Linked DNA regions of Homo sapiens: all the other regions are linked to region 2. The links are chromatin contacts, found by Hi-C or POLR2A ChIA-PET in ENCODE. All regions are on one chromosome and are shown on one strand. Each heading gives the region's core, a stretch centred on a gene start or an enhancer-like site at or near the end of the contact. The rest is flanking DNA. Distances are from core to core; before and after follow the strand shown. Region 1 has its middle 25 kb from the start of LINC02518. Region 2 has its middle 63 kb from the start of LINC02518. Region 3 overlaps LOC124901379 (a long non-coding RNA gene).

Region 1 (4,775 bases), core at 1,282-3,781, 37 kb after region 2:
TGGGTTCACACTGTTCTCTACTTACCAGCCCTGGTATTGTGGGCAAGTTACTTACCCTTTCTGAGACTCAGTTCTCTCAGCTGTAAAGTGGGAGTAATGTAGCATTCCTCTCATTGTTGTAGTATGATGTTATGTTAAAAGAAAAACCTTAAACAAATTAAACTTAACAGAGTGTAATAGACCAAAGAACAATTCACGTATTGGGCAGTCCCCTGAACCAGAATGGGCTAAGAGGGCTCTGGAGCTGCCACATGGTCAAGTTGTATTTATGGACAATAAATGGAAATGAGGTACAGAAACTGCTGGATTGGCTACAGCTTGGGTTTTCCCTTATTGGCACATGATTTAATCAGTCGGCTGCCTGTGATTGGCCAAAACTCTGTGATGGGTACAAGAACAGGTTACAGTTTGTTAACATGTCCAGTTAGGTTGCAGTTCACTATGTACAGAGAAATTTTTAGGCTGAAGTTAAAATATGTAAGGAGCTTTCGGCTAAACTTGATTTAATAGTAATTTAGTGTTGTAAGCAAAGCAGATAGATTAAAATCGGTGTTAAAATGATAATGTTGCCCAAGGATTTCTAGTTTCTGCCTTTTCAGTAGCAGTTTTCTGGTACATATAAAATATTCTCTAATTGATGCAAATTGTGACATAGGTATGTTTTGGAAAACTACACATAGTCATGTAAAGAATTTTTCCTGGTCCCTAGGTCTGGATTTTGTCCTCCATTTTGTCCTAACCAGAAGCCTTAGCTAATAGCTGGGAGTTTGTAAAGGTGAACACTCAGTCACTGGGGCAGAGGGGTATATTTTGGCAGTGGAAATTCTTCAGCCCCTTGCAGCTGGCTCCCTGCAAGTCAATGTGGAAAAGGTGTGACCTCAAGGGTGTGTGGCATTAGGAGTTGATGAAACTGTAAGGTAGGCATGGGCCATCCCACTGAAATTTTAATAGCATTCATTGAAATTTAATGAATCGGCCATTCTTTGATAAGAAAATGGTGAGAATCTATTGCAGGGGAGAATTCAAGATTCACATAAAGACTTTAAAGGAATTTGGTGTTTAAGATGGGGATAGGATAAAAGTATTTCCCCCTAACATTAAAGCAATGCAAGGGAATTTCAGAAAACCTTCATTCTACAATCCCTGGGTCAGTGACCTCATCTCCTACCATGGAGGAGGACTCTTAGCTTTTGTAAGACTCATCTTAAATAATTAAGTAGTCTTTGTTTGATTACATTTTTGTGATGAGAAAGAAAGTTTTTACCTTTGATTGTGCCTTTTAAAAGCTCATCTGTTCAGCTAAATGGTTATTAATTATTAGTCTTTACGCTTGTTAATTATATCGGTTATTGGTGGTTATTATATTGTCTTAGTTTTTCTCATCCTCTTCCTCCTTTCTTATAGCCAAACCAAGAATTAACATTATCCTGGCATTTATGAGAAATATATAACTGGCAGTCCTCAGACTATATTAGGCAGCTATGGTCTCTTACGACATATTTCATGGATTTTAGACAAATAGATAAAGAAGAGTAAATTTTCTATTTTTGAAGTCCAAAACTTTAATTAGACGCTACAATCACCTTTTTAAGTTTAATTTTTTTTGGGGGGGGGGTTGGGGGAAAAAAACAAAAACTCACAAATAAATCTGTCTCTTTGACTTAACACCTTGGATTATTATTATTATTTTATTTTCATTTTTTGAGATGGAGTCTGGCTCTGTCACCCAGGCTGTAGTGCAGTGGTGTGATCTCAGTTCACTGCAACCTCCGCTTCCTGGGTTCAAGCAATTCTTCTGCCTCGGCCTCCCAAGTAGCTGGGATTACAGGCCCCCAGCACCACATTCACCCAATTTTTGTATTTTTAGTAGAGACGGGCTTTCACCATGTTGGCTAGGCTGGTCTTAAACTCTTGACCTTAAGTGATCTGCCCACCTTGGCCTCTCAAAGTGCTGGGATTACAGGCATGAGCCACTGTGCCTGGCCCACCCTGGATTATATTTTAACAATCCAAAAGTTTTCTCATATTTGACCCATGACCTGATTGAGCTATTTTTAAACAACTAGACATCTTTATTTCTGAATCTTTTTTTTTTTTTTTTTTAAAAAAGGTCAATTTTAATGGCTGTGTGTAAATGGACTAAAGCAGGGTTCACAAACTACAGTTCATTGGCCCAGTCTGGCATGCGTCTTGTTTGTGTTTGGTCTAAAAATTAAAAATAGCTTTTATCTTTTAAAGCATTCTAAGAAAAACAAGCAAACAAAGAACAATTGGCTACAGAGATTGTATGTAGTCCACACAGCCTAAAATATTTGCTCTCTGGCTTTTGACAGGAAAAGATTGCTGCCTCCTGAGCTGAGGGATTGATTACATATTATATTTTCTGTTAATTCCTCTTAATGCACTCTCTTCTCCCTGCCCCTGTCCAACTACCCACATCCTTTCCAGGTCTCATTGCTGTCTGATGATCCAGCCCCTTCCTGAACTACGGCTTGTGTTAACAAATAAACAAACACAATATATCACTACCCATAGAGAAAATCTGTGGTTTTCCTGGTTGTTTCATGGCTTATTACAGTAGCTTTTCAAATTCAATCTCTAACCTTTATGCTAATTAGAATTAACCTATCTTGAACTTGAATGGAATCTTGCTCTCTGGAGCCATAATTAATGCACAATGTTATTCAAGAATAATTCTCATTAGTGTGTGGTAAAGAAAAGCAAGAATACTGAAGTTTGAAATACTAGTTAGTCCTCAAAATACATAAACATGTGCTGGGAAGAAATCCTTCCATAGTGAGGAAGAAGACAAGACAGAAGCTCAGGAATTAACCGGTTATAGAAAAAGACTTTCGCTTTTAAAATGGAGATAAAGAAGGGTAATTCAGAGTGTTGGAATACTGTAATCTGCTATGTGTTTATTTTTTCCTTAAGTGGAAATGGACATGTGAATAACACAATTATCTTCCTGCAGGAAAACAGAAAACCAAGACCCAATTACTCTCTCTCTCTCTTTTTCTTTGTGACCAGTGGTAATTTACCCCTTACAGTCCAGAACATGGGCTCCTGCTGACACTCTGGCCCCAGATATCTGACCTTTGTTTGTATCATTTCATGCAGGAAAATTCCTTCGTTAACTGAAGAAAGGCAAACAGTCTAGTGCAAAGCAAACGCACCAATTAAAGATGGTATGATCTAGAGCAAGCCCAAGTTGTAACAAGTAAAAAAAAAAATAGGTCAGATTAATATTTTAAACTGTTATCAGACTCCTGCATGTCTGTGAGAGGCTTTCTTTTGAGTTTTTCTCTTGACATTTTCTGAGAATTTCCTTGGTTATTTTCAAAAACTAAAAATACTTGTATGAATGTAAACGATTAAGTAATAGGTTTTATTTATGAATGGGTTACATCTCAGTTCATTGCTTTTGCAATGCTGCTAACTGCCCAATTATGTTTCATTTTGACATCAGTCTTAATGTAGAAAATGAAGAAACAAAGAATGCAAGTAAAGTTTTTACATAGACAGGCAGAGTTTGGGCAGGTCCCTTAAAAATTCTCTTAGGACTTTGTGCAAATGTCCAGCCAACCACAAAGCCATTCCCGGAATATTTCCTCTTGTCCAGCTCTAGAGGATTCTTGGTTGTCACGTGGTCTTGGAGAAATGCACGGCCATGTTTCCTTACTAAGAGGCCCCTTTCCATGATGCTGGTTGTAGCCCTCCACTGACCTTTTGTGGCGGTGACACCCACTTCCTGGCTGCCAGCTAACATCATCCTCCATCCTTCTTTTAAGAAAACAAATCTCAGGGAATGGATAACCAACCAAAGGAAGTCAGGAAGAAAGCAGAAGATTGTAACAAAATAAAAACATAAATCAACCTTGGTAACTTCAGGGAGAAGACTATAAAAGATGCAGCTTCTGGTCTATCCCTTTCCTACCAGATAAAAGTTTTAGATATGAATGGATCTTGTTACAGAATGTGTGATTAGCAAATTAGCCATTCTTTTTCTTTAATACACATTGCCACAACAGAACTGGCAAAGCACTAGACCTGGAATTGGAGATCTGGATCTGAGCCATTCAGTGGTTGTTGAAATGATGTTCCATGTGTCTGAAGATGTGAGGAATTGTGTCTTTTTTCTCGTTTTCAAGTTCATCCTTCTCATCCTTTTACCACTATCTCTTCTAGGCCCCTTTGCTGCAGGTATTGGTGTGAGATTGGAAGTGTGGGAGTTGGAGGGAGGAGAAAAAGAAGCTGCACCATCCATGTATTGCCATATATTGTCCTGGAGCCACCCGTATCAGCACACGTGCACATGCACACAAGCACACACAAGCACAGCCTCTGGCAGCCCCTTCAGTATTATTGACCTATGACTGTGTTTAGAATAATGCCTGTGGCATAGAATGTTCTTTATGGTTTTTAGCTATTCTTATTATTGTTTTATGAACAAAAGTGTTCCAGCATCAGATTAATTTGGGAAGGCTTTCATTCCTATGAGATTTACAATAAAAGTGATAAAAAGTTTTTAATTAGAGAAATCTGTTTAACTTTAGTTATTCTAGCATTCCAAAACTGTTTATTTCGAAACTCACCAGATATTATCTTGTAAAAGTGAGGTCTGTAAAAGTATTTTAGAAAATGCTCACCTAGTCGGACATCTGGAGTTTCCAGACAGTATTGCCTGGTATTGTCTCTTTACTTGTTGTGTGACGTAAGTGGGCTTCCAAGCTTCAATGAATCCCCTTTTGGTTTCTCTATTACATTGTTATTGC
Region 2 (4,347 bases), core at 1,494-3,993:
AAAGAACTGAAGCCTCCTGCCAGCAACTACCTGGAAGAGCTTGGAAGTGGGTCCTCCAATCCCAATCAAGTCTTCAGAGATTGTAGCCCCAACTGATACTTGATTTAGGAGGACAAACTATGTCATCTGTCCAGAGACATTCCCAGTTTTAGCACTGAAATCCATTTCTGGGAAGATCCTCTGTCATAGGCAAACTGGGATGGTTGGTCACCCTAGCTTGACTGCAACCCGTGATATCTCTCCTGAGCCAGAATCACCCAGCTAAGCTGCTCCCGGATCTATGATTTTCCAGAAACTGTGTGAGATACTAAGTTTTTGTAGTAATTTGCCACTCAGCAATAAATAACTCACACATATTCCATATCACACTGTACCAAGACACTAGATTCTGTCTCTACTAAAAAGGTGTTGAAGAAAGAAAATGTAAAGGGTAGGTTGTAATTTTCTTCACAAATGCTTAGGAGATTTCTGCAGATTCAACTTTCCCATATAGCAGAGCATCTTGCTGTTCTTGCCCCTTCATTTTAATTGCAACTGGGATGGAGAAATGTTACACGAAGCCTTTCTCATTACGATAGTGGGGAGTCATACATGAAAATTAATGCAATTACTGCCCATGAACAACCCCAAATAACACAGAAATCCCTGAAACAAATAAGATATAAAATGCTGATGCTTTTTCTTCTTTCACTCCTGTTTCAGTATAAGTCATGGAGAGCAGTCTGGAGTAATGTTTCATGTTAAGAGTTAGCATTAGGCATCCGTAAGATGTTATATTTGTCACATTTACAGGCATGTTTATAGTTTAGAAAAAAACTCAAAATTTTCTTAATAAGTAAATGAATTTAATGTTCCAAAATGCAGTAATATATTTGACTTCTCAGTATCATTCCCCACCCCCCTTTTTTTCCTGTTTGACCTAAAACATTTATGCATTGTTTTATGTGGGGCTTTGGCTTCCAGTATATAAAATAGTTTTGTGATACTAAACTTTAAAAATATTGTTTAAATATTCTGAATATATAGCTGTTGTAAGAGTGCTACATATGTATTGTGCTACTGCAAAATATTGTATAACTGTATATTATATAATATTTATATAACTCTATAACTTTTCAAGCTCAGATCAAACACAACTTAATCAAAGACAATATAAATACATATTTTTCCATAATTTCATTTTACCAAGAGGGACAAAAATGAACTCTGTACCTATGATTGTCGACTTGTATAAACTTTATTCTATTATGGGAACCTGAATATTTAGAAACTGTTACTTAAAATGGTAATCTTGATGGCTAAGCCAGGAGTCTAATGCTTTGGAGCAAAGACATGGGAGATAAAGAGCAAGTCTGAATCCTTCTGTCATTTGAAGGGACACATGAACCTGGAGAGTTTGGAGGTTAGGTTTCATGAAGGTACTTTGAATGAAATATACCTAGTGGATAAGACAAAATATAAATCTCCAAATGCTAATATTGCAAATTATAAAATAAATCAGTATAGGTGAAACAATGTACTCTATGTCTTACCAGAATGAAATATTTAAATCAATTTTTTGTGAATTTTTTATTTTTAAAGTTCAAATGAAAATTAGTGATGTTTAACATAAACTTTTTTTAAAAAAACCATGTGCAGGTAAAACAGTCGATAAATTCTCTTGTCCATAAAGCTAGACAACGTGCTGATAAAAAGGACTATTCTTCCCCCGCCGGTATTTCCTTGTTCTCCACCATCTCTCAAACAAAGGATGTTAGATTTAGTCATCCACAGATGCTGCTGCATTTCTTCTGTCATTTTTTGAGTTAAAAGCTCAGCCTCTCAATTTTTCCCTTTCTGTTGTTTTTATCCAGTGAGTAGTAATTATTTGACGTATTTTGTTTTTATCTCTTGAAGCCTCTTGGTTTCTTTTTCAGATCTCTTCCCATAGTTCTTCCGTTGTCTGTGCTTCTTTGCTATTGTCTTCCATTGTCTTAAAAAGTATTCACATCCTATACCCTGAAACTTCCAGTTTCCGCACACTTACTCCTTCCCTGTGAAACATACCCATTGTAACCTTCATCACCCCTGACCTGCAGCATCCCAGATGTTTCCTGTGAGACAAATTCCAGGCTCCGACTTGTGAGTTACAGGAAGCAGTGTTCTATTTTTCTAGAGTTTAAAATGCTAAAATAGTGTAAAAATGCACTATGCTATCTCTTGATTATGGAAGGGGATTTTTCTCTTTTTCTCTTTGTGGACTAACTTTCTGTCCATTCACATCACTTGCACTACTCTACTGGAGAAGACATACAGATGAGACACAAAGGTAAAACTTTGTCTGGCTTTTTGGCATCTCCAGTGACAAATTTGGAATGGAAGAACATGAAAATGATAAGGCTGTCTTTGATTGCATCTTCTATTGGAGAAAACTTGTCACAATTTTCCACAATTGAAACTACTTTAATATTCATTTTCCAACATAATTTGTGAGCACATGTAGATCTGGATGTGGTTGAAATTCTTCAAATCTATAATACTTCAAACAAAATCATGAGGCTCAGTAGGAAATAGTGATAAAAATCATTAGTCACAGTCCCCTGCTCAATGGAGAGAAATGACATCATATCTTAGACTGATACATTGCTAAAAGCCCAGTCAGCAGGAAGCCATCCTGCTATTCTACACTCACCCATTCAACACATATTCATGAAAGCCAACAGTATATGGGGCACTATGCTGAAGGCTGAGGATGAGTATTCAGGAAAGAGATACGCAAGGCACTGTGAGGTCATGCAGAACAGATATTTAACTCAGCCTGGGGGGTGGTGGGTGTTACATGTCAAAAAAATCTATAGGAGATTCTCAAAGAATGAGTAGGAGTTAGGCAGGTAAGGTGTGTTGGCCGAGGTGAGGAGAAGACAAGAAGAGATAGGAAGAGAGACAGGCTGTGAGCAAAGAATGAAGGCAAGAAATTGAATGCTGTACGGGAAACTGCAGGCATTTAGAGGTTTCTGAAATATGAAGTATGAGATTCAGAGGTGAAAAATAAAAGGCATGAGACTGAGTGGCAAAAAATAATGGCATAGAAATGGGCAAGGGGCCATGTTCCTTGTCTAGGAGCTTTATTCTGAGTAGTTAGGGAGCTAAAAAGACATAGACATTATAGCTATAACTCTCGTGGCTAGTAGAAGATACAATGGTTCTAAGTGAGACTTTTGAGAAGGTTGCCACAGTGTCTCAAGTCAAGAGCCTTAGTTATGACAGCAGTAGCTGGGGTAATAAGAAGAATAGATTTTATAATTACTTAGAAGTAAAATAACAAAGACTCTGCGATTTGATTGATTACATGCAAGGATTGAGGGAGGTGGTAACATTAATAATGGGATCCTCGTTTCTACTTGAAATATTTGTTTGAATGGCAGTATCATAAACTAGAGAATATAGGAATAGGAACAAACTTAAGGGAGAAATTAATGATTTCAGCTTTGGACACATTGAATTTGAAGTCTTACTGTTTATTCTGGTGCATTTAGTGAGACTGTAGTTTAATGTACAAATCAGCATTTCTAGTGGGAGGTTTGGACCAAGGATTTGAACTTGGAAGCCATTAGTAACTATGTGGTTCTTGAACTACAGGTGTACATAAAACTACAATGTGAGAGAACATAGGGATTGATAAGATAAAGCTGGGCAATATGGGATGGCTGTGCAAAGAAAACAGGGAATAGCTAGACTCATCAAAATTTAAGAAAAACCAGGAGGATGTGGTGGAATAGAAACCAAGTTAGGAGAGTTTTAAGAAGCAGAGGGTGATCAATGTCGGGGACAGGCTGAACTTCTGAGAAATTTGGAGATGGGCATAAGAAATTTAAGTGATAAGACAGAGAGTCAAGACAAAAGAGAAGGGTTTTTAAAATATGTTTATTGGGAGAGTCTTGTATATATTTAAATACCATTGGGGAGAGAAGACACAGAGAAAGGAACGAGACACGGATCCCGTCCTTCAGTGTCTCCTGTATACTGTGTGATCTGGTGGAACATCACAGAGGACAGAAACTCAGAAACCTGGACCTTGACAGAGCAGAATCAGGTTGATCCGGTTTTACCTACCATAGATGACACTGACCCTGTCCTTCAGTGTCTCCTGTATACTGTGTGATCTGGTGGAACTTCACAGAGGATAGAAACTCAGAAACCTGGACCTTGACAGAGCAGAATCAGGTTGATCTGGTTTTACCTACCATAGATACTCACCAATAAAATATGTTGTCTTTCTGGTTAGCATGTTGCTTAGGGGTGAGTTGGGTAATTAATTGGATTAGTGGAAGAGGTATGATCTAACTCAAGTCTATAGAATACATGCTA
Region 3 (4,834 bases), core at 1,331-3,830, 63 kb before region 2:
ATCTCTAAGACATCACAATTTTTGTTTGAGCCCTTGAGGGTGGTGGCAGTACTGCCCTGAGAAAACAATAGTGCATGACCTCTGCAACAGATTCTAAACTTACTTCTAGTCTCTGTGTGGCCATTGGGGGCCTAATTTTGGGTAACATAGGTGATTTCCAGACAAGGGTGATATGATGGCTATCCTGTAGCAGAACATCATTAATTTAGAGGGGACGCCAGGTCTCAGATTATTTTTCTGGCTCTACTGCAATTTGCTAAATTACCTTGGGCAAGTCACTTAAGGAATCTCTCAGGAACACAGTTTTCAAGTCTATAATGTTAAAGAGTTGGACTAGACAATTTTGAAGGTGCTTTTCAGTTATAATATTTTATATTCTCATTATTATCAAAATAAGTTGACCAATATAAAACTTGGAAAAAATTTCTATTGTTTCTGAAAGCACCTGAGGCAGTCTACACACATCAGACAAAGAAACCACACATTTTTAAGGGGTTTTTTTTTATAACACCCACTTGATACTCATCATAAGAATAAAATGTTGTGCCTTTGTGACTTGTGATTATAGCTCTGAGTCATTCCAGTGGTATGGCATTTGTTTTTGCTGTGTCTATATGATATCTGTCCAACCTTATGAAAATTGAATTTTAAAAAGTTAACCAACAGTTGGTTGCTTCCAAAACACTAGACAATGAGCCAGCTCAGAGGACAGAATTAAAATGTCTGATTTTACAGAGACCTAGTCTTTGTATAAGGAATAAAGTAATATAGACATCTAGTCTGGTTAAGTATGTTTGCTTGCTTTTACCCTATGTAATTATTCTTTCGGGGGAGTATGCTATGGGTTGAAATGTGTTACCCCCTAATAAAGAAGGATATATTGGCATCCTAAGCCCCAGGACTTTAGAATATGACTTTGTTTGGAGATACAGTCTTCGCAGAGGTAATCAAACTAAAATGAGGTCTTCAGGTGGGTCCTAATCCAATAGGATTGGTGTCCTTACAAAAAGATAAAACTTAGATACAGGCATGCATCTAGAGAGTCTGCCATGTAAAGATGAAAGCATAGATAAGATGATGCTTCTTCAAGCAAATGAATGCCAAAGATTGTCAGCAAACCACCAGAAGCCAGGGAAGTGGCATGAAATAGCTTCTTTCCCTTGGCCTCAGAAAGAGTGAACTCTGCTGATACTTTGATCTTGGACTTCTAGGTCTAGAACTGTGAGACAATAAATTTCTGTTGTTTAAGTCACCCAATTTGTGATACCTTGTTGTGGCAGCTCTAGCAGACTAATAGGGGGTTCTTGTTGTAATAGTGTCTAAATAAGGATCCCTTATTAATTTCAGCGCTGGTTTTGGACACATTCACATGCACATACATTCCAAAATTACACTTTTTTTTTGTATCATAGTAAAACAAAAAAGTGTGCTTTAAAGAGGCCCTAAAGAATTAGTACTTTATACATATGCTTACCCGTGGCCTGGAAACCCAATTGCTTTCTGGATCTAATTTTATTAGTGGAATAGTAACTATTAGTACAATTTTCAGAATCATCTTGCTACTCAAATGTACACATAGAATTAGGAATTTATTCTAGCACATTTATGAACCATCACTAGGCATAGATCTTGTGTGACAAAGAGTGGTCCCTCCCTTCATGAAAAAAGTCCATCGTTCTGCCATTAGCAAGTTTTTGGGCTATACGAGCATTTGTATCTTTCTTCCTCTAGGAAATATGTTATTGAGGGATTATCCTTAAAAATTCTTACTATCTTCCTTATAATCTCATGAAAAAGAAAATTGTATAACCTTCCTGGTTTCCTCTTTCAGCATTCCAGAGTCCCCTAAAGGAAGAGAATTGTTCCTAATATCTAAGTAAGGTTATCCTTTTTAGAATTTATGCTTGAACTTATTTGCATTTAGTAAGAAATAAAGAGCCTAATACAGCAACTGCCGCATATTGTATGCTTTCACTTGGAGGTAATGAATATGGAACCAAGGCTATAACATTTTTAGTCCCTTCTACTTGCTTTGCCAGTTTTAAAGTAAGATTATATGCTTATAGAAATGTTGTTTTCCTTTCTGGCTAACTAGGCTGCATTTTTTCTCTCTCTCTTTGATATGCAGGGAGCAAAAGTAGGGCAATTTAAATATATCTTTTGAGCCAGGGAAGCTAGCAAGAAACAATCATAATTTTAAGGAAAAATTAAGAAATGGTGACAGTGTTTAAGTAGAAGATTACATTGTGTTTGGATTCTGTTAATTACTGCTACCCCCACAAGCAGTTGCAAAGGCCTCCTGGACATTATTTCCAATCTATTTATGGATCTTCAGAGGAGAAGTTATGAGAATGTCTTTTTATTATATTCTCTTTAAACTTTCATTTTCAATAGCTCACAGTTAGTTGTCTGGAATGAGGATGTGTATTAGACTAAATATGCAGGGGTCATAATTTTGTGACCCACTTCCTTCTTCATGCCCAAATACATTTGCAAATAACTCTTTCCAGATTCTGTTTGTCTGTTGTGTTAATTTACAATGACATCTTTTCAACTGTCTTGGTTTCAAAGTGTCCTGTCTCTTTAAAGTAGCAATTTCCTATTTGAAGGGATCCATTACCATGCCTACAAGAATGTGGGTAGATTAGAAAAGCTGTTCCACACTAGTCAGTGACTTGTAGAGGAAGCTTAGAACTGAGATGAGCAGACAGAATAAAGATGGGAGAAAATTAGTGCTGAGAACAGGAGGTAGATTGTAAAGAGAAGCTGGGTGTATCTGTCTTGAAAAATGGGCTTCACTGCTGGGGTTTATTTAGGTAGTTTCTTCTTTCTTCAGATTTCAATGGAAGTTTTTATCTTCTTTATTAGAAAATCATAATTGATAATTCCATTTATTTATATTCTCTTCTAAGTAAGAGAGAAATATTTTGATTTTATTCATTGGTTTCCACATAATAGAATTTTATACCTTCCTCTTTGACACCATATGTCCATTTGAGAAATGCAGGGCTTTGTTAGTCCCCTAAAATGAGCTGCATGTGTGCCAGGGGCAGCATGTGACACTCTCCCATCTGGCATACAAGTTGCCACTTGGCTGCCACCTGTGCTGCCACCCAGGACCCTTGCCATTCCCCCCATCCAGTGCTGTAGACCATAGTCCCTGCAGCCTCTTACTGGTTGCTGTCTCTCCTGCAGTGGCAGATGTTGGGGTGGGAAACACTGAGGGCCAAGCATTTGCTATTGCCAGTCTGGCTAGACTCAAACCCTTCTCCACTGACAAAACATAAGAACCTGGATTATGCTTGCCTCTAAGTGTACAATCACTTCTCTTCTTTTCCCTCTCCTTAGCTCTTTCCAGGATGTTTAACGCCCCTTAATTTGACCCTTTGCTCTAACTTGGGGTGTATCTGATTGCACTCACATGCGCACTGTGCTTCCCATTCCCTTTCTTCACTGAAGAGATCTTTTGTGGGCCTTCCCTTGGGTGAGGAGGACTGAATCATGCTTTCTTTAATCAGCTGAGCTCAGGTCTCTTGCTGAAGTGCTCCTGGACCTTGGACGTGCACATCCCAGACCATTACGTTTTGTGGTCTGCGTATGATTAGGGCACTGCTGGAAGTGCTACAGAGACCATCAGAAGAGATTGGAGGTGCCAATACATTGGACCACTTTGACGATAAAAGAGCAACTCTCGAATCATAAACTCATGTTATTTTTAGAGGTGGAAGTAATCTTGGAATCATTCATTTATTTTACAAATGACAGAACTAAAAGTGTTCTGTAGCTTAGTTACACACTGTTTATACATTGATGCCGTTCCTATTAATTGATATTCTATAAAAACATGTCATGAAATTTATTGTTGTAAGTATTTTGGATTTATATTTATTGTTTATACACATACCCTTTCAATCTGGGAAATCTGAGGAACAAAGCATTTCATTTTAATGAGACCATATGGATGCTAAGATTCCTTCTTGGTCACAAGCTTGGGATATTTTACACACTGAGAAAATGTTTTCCTCTCAGTAGTTGAAAGTCAATGGCAATATCTTTAGGGAAAAAAATTACTCAAGGCCATAACTATTCACTCATTCGACATGTACTTATTGAATATTTATTATTATTATTAATTATTTCCTCCTACCACTTCCCAGTGAATATTTATTGAAAAATGCCAGGCGCTAAACCAGGTACTGGGGATACAATGAGGAACAAAACAAATAAAATTCCAGATGTTAAAATCGAGTGGTTTATATTTTGATTTAATGGACTAGTGAATATGGATGGACTTAAGAACATTAACCTATTTCTATTTGTTTTTACTTTTTTCTTTTCTCTGATGTCGCCATCATTACAAAGTGTTTGTTAGGTACCCAAGTGTTTCAGTTAGAATGCATTTGGCTGTGAGTGAAAGAAAAGTCAATTAAATCTAAAGTGGCTTAAATAATAAAGGGAATTTATTGGCTCAGTAACTTGAAAGTCCAGCTGGTGGGTGGGCTTCCAGCATGGTTTAATTAGGGTTCCAGGTCAATTGCTGTATGGCTTTTTCAGCTCTGTCCAATTCTATGCATGTATCATGTTAGTCCCTGCCAGGCTTCTCTCATGGTTGCAAGATAAACACCAGGAGAAAACAGGGTATGATGCTTCTCACTCTTACATAGGAAAGAATAAGAGTATTCCTAGCTTAGGATTCCAAGAAAGACTCTTGAGATTACTGTGCCTGAATTTGATTAGATCATATCTGGACAGCTAACCCAATTATTGTGGCCAAGAGAATGAAATGTGTAATTAGATTTAAACCAATCCACAGCCTAAAATTGGAGATGGAGGT

Evidence for each region. A loop is a pair of places that touch in the nucleus more often than their neighbours do. ChIA-PET counts read pairs that join two places held with the same protein, here RNA polymerase II (POLR2A). Pooled maps may share reads with other maps.
Region 1: a loop to region 2 is called in a map of endothelial cell of umbilical vein, with 4 times the contacts of the local background. The contact joins two enhancer-like sites. A Hi-C loop is called at or near these places in 1 of 168 maps with a recorded cell type or tissue (endothelial cell of umbilical vein). POLR2A ChIA-PET finds 5 or more read pairs at or near these places in 4 of 52 experiments (A673, OCI-LY7, Panc1 and 1 more).
Region 3: a loop to region 2 is called in a map of endothelial cell of umbilical vein, with 5 times the contacts of the local background. The contact joins two enhancer-like sites. A Hi-C loop is called at or near these places in 2 of 168 maps with a recorded cell type or tissue (PC-9 and endothelial cell of umbilical vein) and 2 of 50 pooled maps. POLR2A ChIA-PET finds 5 or more read pairs at or near these places in 2 of 52 experiments (BJ and activated B cell).

Annotation. Positions count from the first base shown.
Region 1 is chr6:113,456,252-113,461,026 of GRCh38, reverse strand. No RefSeq gene overlaps it. Among named protein-coding and RNA genes, the nearest start is that of LINC02518, 25 kb to the right of the region's middle. Within about 2 kb of position 2,531, at least 3 of the 41 ENCODE cell types and tissues checked have a DNase peak (open chromatin) inside an H3K27ac peak, as active enhancers do; they include endothelial cell of umbilical vein, where a contact is called at or near this core.
Region 2 is chr6:113,494,052-113,498,398 of GRCh38, reverse strand. No RefSeq gene overlaps it. Among named protein-coding and RNA genes, the nearest start is that of LINC02518, 63 kb to the right of the region's middle. Within about 2 kb of position 2,743, at least 3 of the 41 ENCODE cell types and tissues checked have a DNase peak (open chromatin) inside an H3K27ac peak, as active enhancers do; they include PC-9 and endothelial cell of umbilical vein, where a contact is called at or near this core.
Region 3 is chr6:113,556,862-113,561,695 of GRCh38, reverse strand. The region is part of intron 1 of LOC124901379 (a long non-coding RNA gene); the gene reads left to right. Among named protein-coding and RNA genes, the nearest start is that of LINC02541, 91 kb to the left of the region's middle. Within about 2 kb of position 2,580, at least 2 of the 41 ENCODE cell types and tissues checked have a DNase peak (open chromatin) inside an H3K27ac peak, as active enhancers do; they include PC-9 and endothelial cell of umbilical vein, where a contact is called at or near this core.